2 separate regions of the Homo sapiens genome follow, and region 2 is linked to region 1. A link is an interaction called in ENCODE POLR2A ChIA-PET data of the cell type or tissue named here. Cell type or tissue: MCF 10A. All regions are shown on one strand. Each heading gives the region's core, and the rest is flanking DNA. Links, peaks and the distances in the headings are about the cores only.

Region 1 (4,409 bases), core at 159-4,158:
TGTATGATGTGATTAATTTGTATGCATTAGGGCCTAAAAATAGGAGCTTTCTTTATTTCATAAGAATGTTCCAGCTCCTAAGTCAAAGGGTGGACAAGGTGATGTTCTTTTTTTTTTTTTTTTTTTTTTTTTTTTTTTTTTTTTTTTTGAGACAGAGTTTTGCTCTTGTTGCCCAGGCTGGAGTGCAATGGTGTGATCTGGGCTCACTGCAACCTCCGCCTCAAGTGGTTCTCCTCACTCAGCCTCCCGAGTAGCTGCGGTTACAGGTATGCACCACCACGCCTGGCTAATTTTGTATTTTTGTAGAGATGGGGTTTCTCCGTGTTGGTCAGGCTGGTCTCGAACTCCCGACCTCAGGTGATCTGCCCACCTTGGCCTCCCAAAGTGCTGGGATTACAGGCATGAGCCACTGCACCCAGCCAGGTGATGGTCTTTAATTAGAGACTTGAATATTGAATCAAAACCACAGAAGATTATGTTATTACAGCACAACCCTCACCTTGAAACGTGAAAAATGTGTTAAATTATTTTGCTACTTTTCCTTTTAGCCAGGAACTATTCAATACTTTCACAAGTACCTGTTTAACTCAGCCCACTACACTGGCCATCATAAATAACCAAAACGTGATTTCTTTACTTTCTTTAAGGAAACAGTATCTCGCACTTCCAGTGTTCAGTCACATTTAATAAAGATGAATCTTTCTAGCCGTTCAACACCCTCACCTATTTTAAAAACAAGGAGGCAGAATTTTGTGTGATATTCTCTAAGTTTATAAATTGTGGTGTCCTCTCCGTTAGAGAAAAAAAAAGAGTATTGCTTAACGTTCAGACATCAAAGGCTCCTCTCCTATGCTGAGGCTTCAGGAATGGGGTGCAATTATTGTCAAAAGGTTAAACCTATTGTTGAAGACTAACTGCTTCAGCGCCCTGGATACTGAGTGTGACAGGTTCTGCAGGTGTACAGGTCTTTGCCTATTGATACAAATTGAATCTGAAAATAGCAATTTATTCACCAAATCAAACCAATCACTGCAATGCAGTTTTCTCTTTCAGCTCTTACTTCCAACCAACCACTTTTAACTACTTTGAAACTTCTGTTCTACAATAACATTTCTTTTTCAGCAAGGGGTTTAGGAAAGCTATCATGAAAATCCTTTTTTTTTTTTTAGCCTTCATAGCTTTGAGCCGTTCTTTTAGAAGAATATTTGTTTACAGTTACACTACTTATTCTAGGCAAAAATGATCAACACCTGTTCCAAATTAGTACTCCAGTCCCCACACTCCTTTTTCTTTTCACCACCAACTGTCATTTGCCTTCCTTTACCCATAAAAAAGCAATCACATTAGCATCCTTTGTAACACAATCGCAGGACTTCAAAGACATACCAGAAATTCTGTAGTAAAATTCTGTCTTATATATGGCAACATAATCAACTTCCAGGAAATAGGAAAGCACATAAAATAAAGACATTTTGAAGTGGATCTTTTAATTTTAACAGATAATTGAAATGACACCCAATAGCCAAGTCAAGAATTTGAAACAAGTAAATGAAAGAGAGTTTGCCTGAGGGGAGGCAAACAGAGCAAAGAACTCTCAATTTGTATCAAAGACTGGACAAATAAATGAATGCTCTTGAAGTTTGGAATCAACACGTATTCCTGGCACTTGATCAGCCTTTCCGAAGCTCCTGAATGGAGAGACTTGCAATGGCTAACCACAGACCACAGGTTGTTGCCATGACTACAAGCAACCAACAGGAAGAAAAAAGAAAGAAAGAAAAAGCAGTTGGGAAACACTTAAAAACAAAGTAAGTTGAACTGAAAAGAATAAAACTTAAATACAATTTTTAAGTGAAAAGTCTATCAGAAAGAATATAAACAAAACTCATTAAATTATATCAATAACAGACCAAACTGTACATTAAAGATGTTCCATATTATAAGGTGTTCATTCAGAGGAGAAAAAAGATGGAAGAAAAAAAAAAGAAACAAGGGGAAGATGAAGAGGAGAAATAGTAACAACAGTAGCTCTGGTTGCTGTAGTTTTTTGTGCCTCAGCACTTCAGACAAGTGAAACCTGCAGGCAACTATTAGCTCATGTATTAATCTAAACTCTATTAGGAAGCCACCAGAAGCTGATCTGGGTATTTTACCTACAATTACTGGATAATTTAAAGAGACAATGGGAAAACACTTGGTTATTTAGATCAAGAGGTGTAGAAATTTAAATTCTGTTGAAAACTGAAGTTGATATTAACAAAGGTTGACCAAAAATTGGTGATTACTAAAAAGCAAACATTTGTATCAGAGTTGGGTAACTACAGTAATGCTCAATGGCCATGGGTCATCGTGTCTATGTTGAGGTGTGCAGTACTCTATAGACAATGATGTACTGGAGTTGTTAATACCTTTTATGTTTTAAGAAATTTTGTGAGCCAGTTATTATATTTAGCTATTATTAAAAATAATGTATATAAACTTATCACATAATAAATTATATTTAAAATTTCTTCTTTTACTATAATTTATGCTGTTGAGGTTTTTTTCTACTTATTGTATCTGTATGGTGGAAATAGCATATATTGGTTAGGCTATTTCCATCCCTTCTGAACACATTCAGTGATATGACACTGGTAGCTTGAAATTGGCCATGGTGAAGTCCTTACACCATAAAACCTGGCAAATACTACTTAGCAGGGCTTTATTTATGGTGTTATTGATTACCTAGACTTGAGACACTGAAGAAAATAGTAATAATGCAGAATAAACTTAAAATGTGTCATGTCTGTTGCTATTATATTGCAAATAGTAGAAAAAATTATGAAATACTCTTTTCCATATTTAAAAATAACATTTTCTGATTTAACAAAGGAGTACTCACATAATTGATGAAGGAGTGACGTTCTGAACTAAGTCTTCATTGTTTTAGTTGTTTCATCTACTTACATAAATGAAAATATTAACCAATATGTATGTCACAAGTATATTCGTTTGTCATTTGAAGCTAATTAACAAAAGTATTTTCTAAGAACCAATTAGTCACATGGAATTTACCATGAAGTATATGTTATTATTTATAAATTGGGAGCTACACATTCTTTGTCTCAGTAAAATGTATAATAAATATGTGTGTGCATGTACAAACACTAGGGAAGAAGAAGAAATTATTTACTTGTGGTGCTATATGCTAATTTTTTATTTTTTCTAAATACATAGGTGAAATGGTTTGGTATATTTTCTTTTGACCCTTCTGTGAAAAGCCAGGCCATGTGGTACACTTCCTTATTAGAATACTGGACAAATATAATAAAACATCAACCAACAAGTCATTTCAAATGCAATTTGTGAATGTTCAAGAAAAATGAATATGAATGTGTTTCCTTTTTCTTCATGAGGTGTTTACAAATCCCTAACGCAATTGAGAAAGTCTTCTTTTTTTAATGTTTCTTTTCTTTCCACACTGCAGGAGCAAATTCAAAAATATATAATTATGACCAGATCATTGGTATCAGAAATTAACTAAATCATCATCTCTTAAAAGAATGGCTTTGGAGTATGAATGTAATAATGATTTACACAACTTGCATTTGTTGAATATCCACTGTGTGCTAAGTTAAAAGTCATTCCATTTCAAAAATAGTATATTAAAAATTACTGGGAGGAAGAGGAGGAAGATTTGAAAAAGACTTGAGTAAATTTTTGCCAGTGTTGGGTATGTCTACTACCTTGAAAGTAGTGATGATATCACAGGTATATCCACATGTCAAACGTATCAAATTGCACTTTATATGCACTTTATTCAATGTCAGTTTTACCTTAATAAATCTGTTTGAAAAGTTTCTAAAATGAAGAAGGGCAAGTTAAAGCATATTTATATATCATTTATGCATATAAATGTATATGAATAATTATATTAGGGTTATCACTATGTAGCTGATTTGGGGCCTACTCTTAAGCTCTTTGGTGGTTATGCTCTTTTAAAAAATAACAAACACATTATCTTTTATGATATATAGGTATTCTACATTTTCAAGAAGACAAACTAAAACTACATCTAATGAATTCATTTTTAAAGTGTACACATCTGCATCTATTGAGATAATCATGTGGTTTTTGTCTTTGGTTCTGTTTATATGCTGGATTACATTTATTGATTTGCGTATATTGAACCAGCCTTGCATCCCAGGGATGAAGCCCACTTGATCATGGTGGATAAGCTTTTTGATGTGCTGCTGGATTTGGTTCCCCAGTATTTTATTCAGGATTTTTGCATCAATGTTCATCAAGGATATTGGTCTAAAATTCTCTTTTTTGGTTGTGTCTCTGCCCGGCTTTGGTACCAGGATGATGACAAAATTCAACAACCCTTCATGCTAAGAACTCTTAATAAATTAGGTATTGATGGGACG
Region 2 (4,409 bases), core at 164-4,163, 53 kb after region 1:
CATAAAGGGGAAAGTTATATTGGTCAGTTATAAAAGGAAAAAATAAAAAAAAGGAAACGAACTGAGAATATTCTGATTTGACATAAAAACAAAGTGAAAGAAACTGACAAATGCAGTTTCTTATTAATGCTCACTAGGTGGGGTACAAGAATGGAGAACCTAGGATTTCAAACTTGCTTTGCCATTCTCTGCTACAGCCTCTCCCTGGCAATAATTCATTCTTCCTGGAGGGACTGAGGAATCATGATGGGTTTTTTTTCTTAATTATGATGGGCACATTTTAGAAAGTTTCTTAAAATTTTACTATCTCTTTTCACATCAAGTTAAAATTCCATGACATCTTATTTCTATGTCCTTCGTTCTACACTTTTATACATAACCGAATACATTCTCCACTTCAGATGAAAACTGCCACAAGATCTAGTGTTTTTCTTATTAACAAGGGTAAAACACTCCATTTGATTAGTCTAGTTATAATTGTTCAAATGTGGTTTATTCAATAATTAAGAAAATAACAAATAAATGACAATAATAATAATAATACTGGTATACCATAATCTGTCAAAACTGTAAGACTATTACTACCTTGTGGAATATTTGATAGCCCCATTATGCAACTGCATAAATTTAGAAATTGGAAGAATTTGGGAAAAACGTGGCAAAAATATTGGAATGCAGTGATATGAGTACATTATTAGATTTAGTTTTCATACCAAAGGTTTAATCAAAATTAAAATAAACAAATGTTTATAGTTTAAAGCAAGCACTCCACTTATAACATCGAACCTTTCAACCATTTCAAAAAAGAAATGATTAGTATGATCACCAAATAATAGTATGGGAGTGGAGGCGAAAGGCATGTTGAGCACTTTCTATGTGCCAGACACTGCCCTAAATATTTTACTGTTATTATTTCAGTTACAGATCTCTTAAAGACAGTAATAAATGTAAATCTCCACTTGGGAGTGAGTTCCTATATGGAGATTTAGCATAGTAGAGCATTTGAATTTGTGAGAATGGATGAGGTTTAATAAATTTATGAGAAGCTATCTATGTCTTTTCAATATGTGAATAACTATAAACATGCGTAATTAATTGGTAAATCAAATAGCTGTATAATAAAGCCGAAGAAGAAGTTTCATTCAGTAGAAAGGGCTACTCAGCTAAAGAGAAGAGAGAAGTTTAAATCACAAGATTTGCAAAAAATAAGTGTCACAGCAGGTAACATAAGGAGGGCCGTGGGAGGACTAAGTGGTGATATGGAAATCTGTGATGTGGGCTCTCTGTCAGGAAAGACTTCTCCACTGAAGCATTACTTAAATCAAGAGCTAAACTATGAGGAAGGGAAATCACATTTTCCACAAATGAATCAGCATCTGCAAAGTCTTCTGTAATTTCTATGAAAACTATTAATAGAAGTAATAATAAAATTTTGTGAAACGAGCTATTTTTCTGAAGACTACTGGAAGAAGAATGATATATTTTATTTATTCCAAACAGATCACCGGCCCCACTCAATGGAATGCACAATATAGTTTAATTTTCCTATTTGAAGTAACATAACACATATGTTTATTACCATTGCTACAAACTTTGAGAAGTAAATATGGCTAATAATGGCAGGGAAGCAGTTTTTAACGTCTGATTATGTGTGATTAATATATACAAAATCTGAACTCTTCCCACCACGCTCATTGCTAACATCTTCTGCCTAGTATTGAAAGAATTTTGCATAAGGTTGCCTTGTTTCTGAACTTGCTCATCTATGGTCTCTTCTCAAGAGTAAGCAGAGTGAAGACTGAGGACAGATCACAGCCTTCTTCTGTTCAAAAAATGACCTTTAATTTTGTGCACTGTCTTAAAAAATACCACTCCCTAATCAAAGCTCCCACTCCCTGATCAACATTGCCCATTAATCTCTGGAATTGTTTTCTGCTATCCTCCCTGTCACTCTCTTTTCTCCAAATCTCTGGCCCCTTACTGTCTGCTGAGCATATCAGGCATGCTTTTACAGGGCCTTTGCCCTTATTGATTCCTTTGTTATTTTGCCTCAGATAGTCACTGGTCTGCCTGTCCAACTATTTGTTTGTTTTTCAACCATCATTTTGCTGAGGTGTCCCTTATCACCCTATTTAAAAAAACAATCACTCTTCTCACCTCCCTGGCATTCCTTGTTCCTCTACACCCTCCACTTTCTTTTCTTACAAATATCACCACTTGATATTGATAATCTCACTACACTAAAAGGTAAATTCCATTTTTGTCTCTTTGTATCACTGATGTTTAGAATAGTATCTGGCACATAATAGAATACGTATTTGTTGATTATATGAATAAACGGATGACATCAACATTGTTCAAGAAATCTAGACTTAAACTTGGGAATCATTTCTCTTCCCATTCTTTCAATTTCCTTATTATCTCACCCCAATATTTGATTCTATTGTCAATCTGTTTCCCTCACATTGCATTTCAACAACTACCACTAACATTGAGGTCATCATTTTTCAGGTGAATTACTAGAGTAGATATTAAGTGGGTTTGTGCAGCCAACATGCCCACATTAAAAAAAAATTCACATGTATATCGATTTAGATATAGTCCTAAATGATAATTCTTTCTAAATGATATTTCTACATACAAGTCTAAAACTTTTCCATCTTTCCATTTGATGAAGTACACATTCCTAATCATGCCATTTCAGGCCTCTCATGTTGTGGTTCCAGCTTCTTCCCTGCATTATATTCTACACGTTCCAGCCAAAGGAAACTACTTGGCATTCCTGCAGATGGCTGAGGTGTCCATGGATATCCGCCACTCAAATTTCCTTCAAACCTGTTGCAGGAGCCATAGTGGCCATTGTCTTCAGTGGCCACCCATCAATACTGAAGCCATGCTTCACCTGGGCTTCTTCCCACCAAAGGCTGAGTGTCCAAGGAATTCGTGCTGGTACCGTGGCTCCCAGCTGCGCCATCAGCTGGTCAAATTTTTCTTAGACCTGCACTTAGTCCCGAGCCTCTTTCTATCCAATCCTTCCTTGCCCACCTCTTCTTTTGTAAGTGTGAAACCCACATTAATCTCAAGGCTCACCCTGTTTCCTTCAGCTCTTTCCCCTTTATTCTTCAATGAATGCCTTGTAGGTCTTTTACCATCTTAGTGTCTGCTTCTGTTGGAGGATTCAAACTGACACACAGTTCCTCAAAAAAGTTTCATGTTTCTCAACTCTGTCTTTGCTCTTCCTACAATACCCTCCTTCTCTTTCTATCTTTCTAAACCTTATGTGGCCATAAAATGGTAAGCTCAAATCCCAAATGTGCCTCATAATATATCCCTTCTGTAATCTTTCCAACTTGTGAACTTTTATAAAAAGTTCTTTACTTATAGCTCTTCCGAAACAATATTCCATGACCCCACTGGACTTTAAGTGCCTTGATGGTATGAACCATGCCTTACTATCTTTGTAAGGAAGAAACACAGCAGCTTGGAACTTCTAGAAGTTCAGCAGCTATTTAATGTATTAAATTCTTTAAATAAAGTAATATTTGTGATCTACAGCCCCTCTTTACATTTATATCTAAATCTTTCACTGCATTGAAATAAATCAGAAAGCAATTCTCGGTTACAGTCCTGCAGTGGCCAGTCTGGACCTAGTCTACAAATCAGAAACTAAGAAAATGGCAGTTTATAGTCATGAACACAATCTGAGAGTCATGGGTGGTTAAAGAAGTTCACATGTAAGGCCAGACGCAGTGGCTCACGCCTGTAATCATAGCACTTTGGGAGGCCGAGGTGAGCGGATCACAAGGTCAAGAGTTTGAGACCAGCCTGAACAACATGGTAGCAGTGTGTAATATAATTACTATGACCTGAAATATACTAAATACACTAAAGAATAACGAGACATGGAATGGAGGATTTTTGTAGAGTACAAAAAGCATGGCATTCAGGATACATTTCAGCACATAAAAAAGAAAAGGTACATTAAAATATTATAACAGTCAGAAATCTATAATTATCTACCACTTACAAACATAATAAGCTGTGTGAAATAATATAAAACTACATAAAATAATAGTTTTTAAATGTGAGGACTATGACCTTCTTTTTCTCTTGCCCAAATTCCTATCTAAGGGACCTGGTTAGTGGTCATGACCACCATAAAATCTCATCAGACAGGTTTTATGAACCCTATATAATGTAGCTTACTTTCCAACCTGACTCTGGTATACAGCATAACATGGCATATAGCAGATGCTGAAGGAAGTAAAAAGATTTTATACCAAAATATATTTCTTTAACATATTTTGAAATGGCTGCCATGGGATCATCGGACTAAAATTACCCTGCAAAGCTGTCTTTTGTGGGAAAATTTTGCATCAGATTAATCTTCCATTAATGTAGCCAGACCT

The links. ChIA-PET counts read pairs that join two places held together with the same protein. Peaks named below come from ENCODE experiments on the same cell type or tissue, not always from the same donor. Only the 100,000 strongest peaks of a DNase experiment are listed, where the experiment ranks them.
Region 2: POLR2A ChIA-PET joins it to region 1 with 6 read pairs; 3 of 35 experiments call an interaction of 5 or more read pairs at or near these places.

The regions. Positions count from the first base shown.
Region 1 is chr13:67,022,000-67,026,408 of GRCh38, forward strand. The region is part of intron 2 of PCDH9 (protocadherin 9); the gene reads right to left. Among named protein-coding and RNA genes, the nearest start is that of PCDH9-AS4, 33 kb to the left of the region's middle. In MCF 10A, for the core only: no CTCF peak of the experiment used is centred there; a DNase peak (open chromatin) is centred at 1,702.
Region 2 is chr13:67,075,290-67,079,698 of GRCh38, forward strand. The region is part of intron 2 of PCDH9 (protocadherin 9); the gene reads right to left. Among named protein-coding and RNA genes, the nearest start is that of PCDH9-AS4, 87 kb to the left of the region's middle. In MCF 10A, for the core only: no CTCF peak of the experiment used is centred there; no DNase peak of the experiment used is centred there.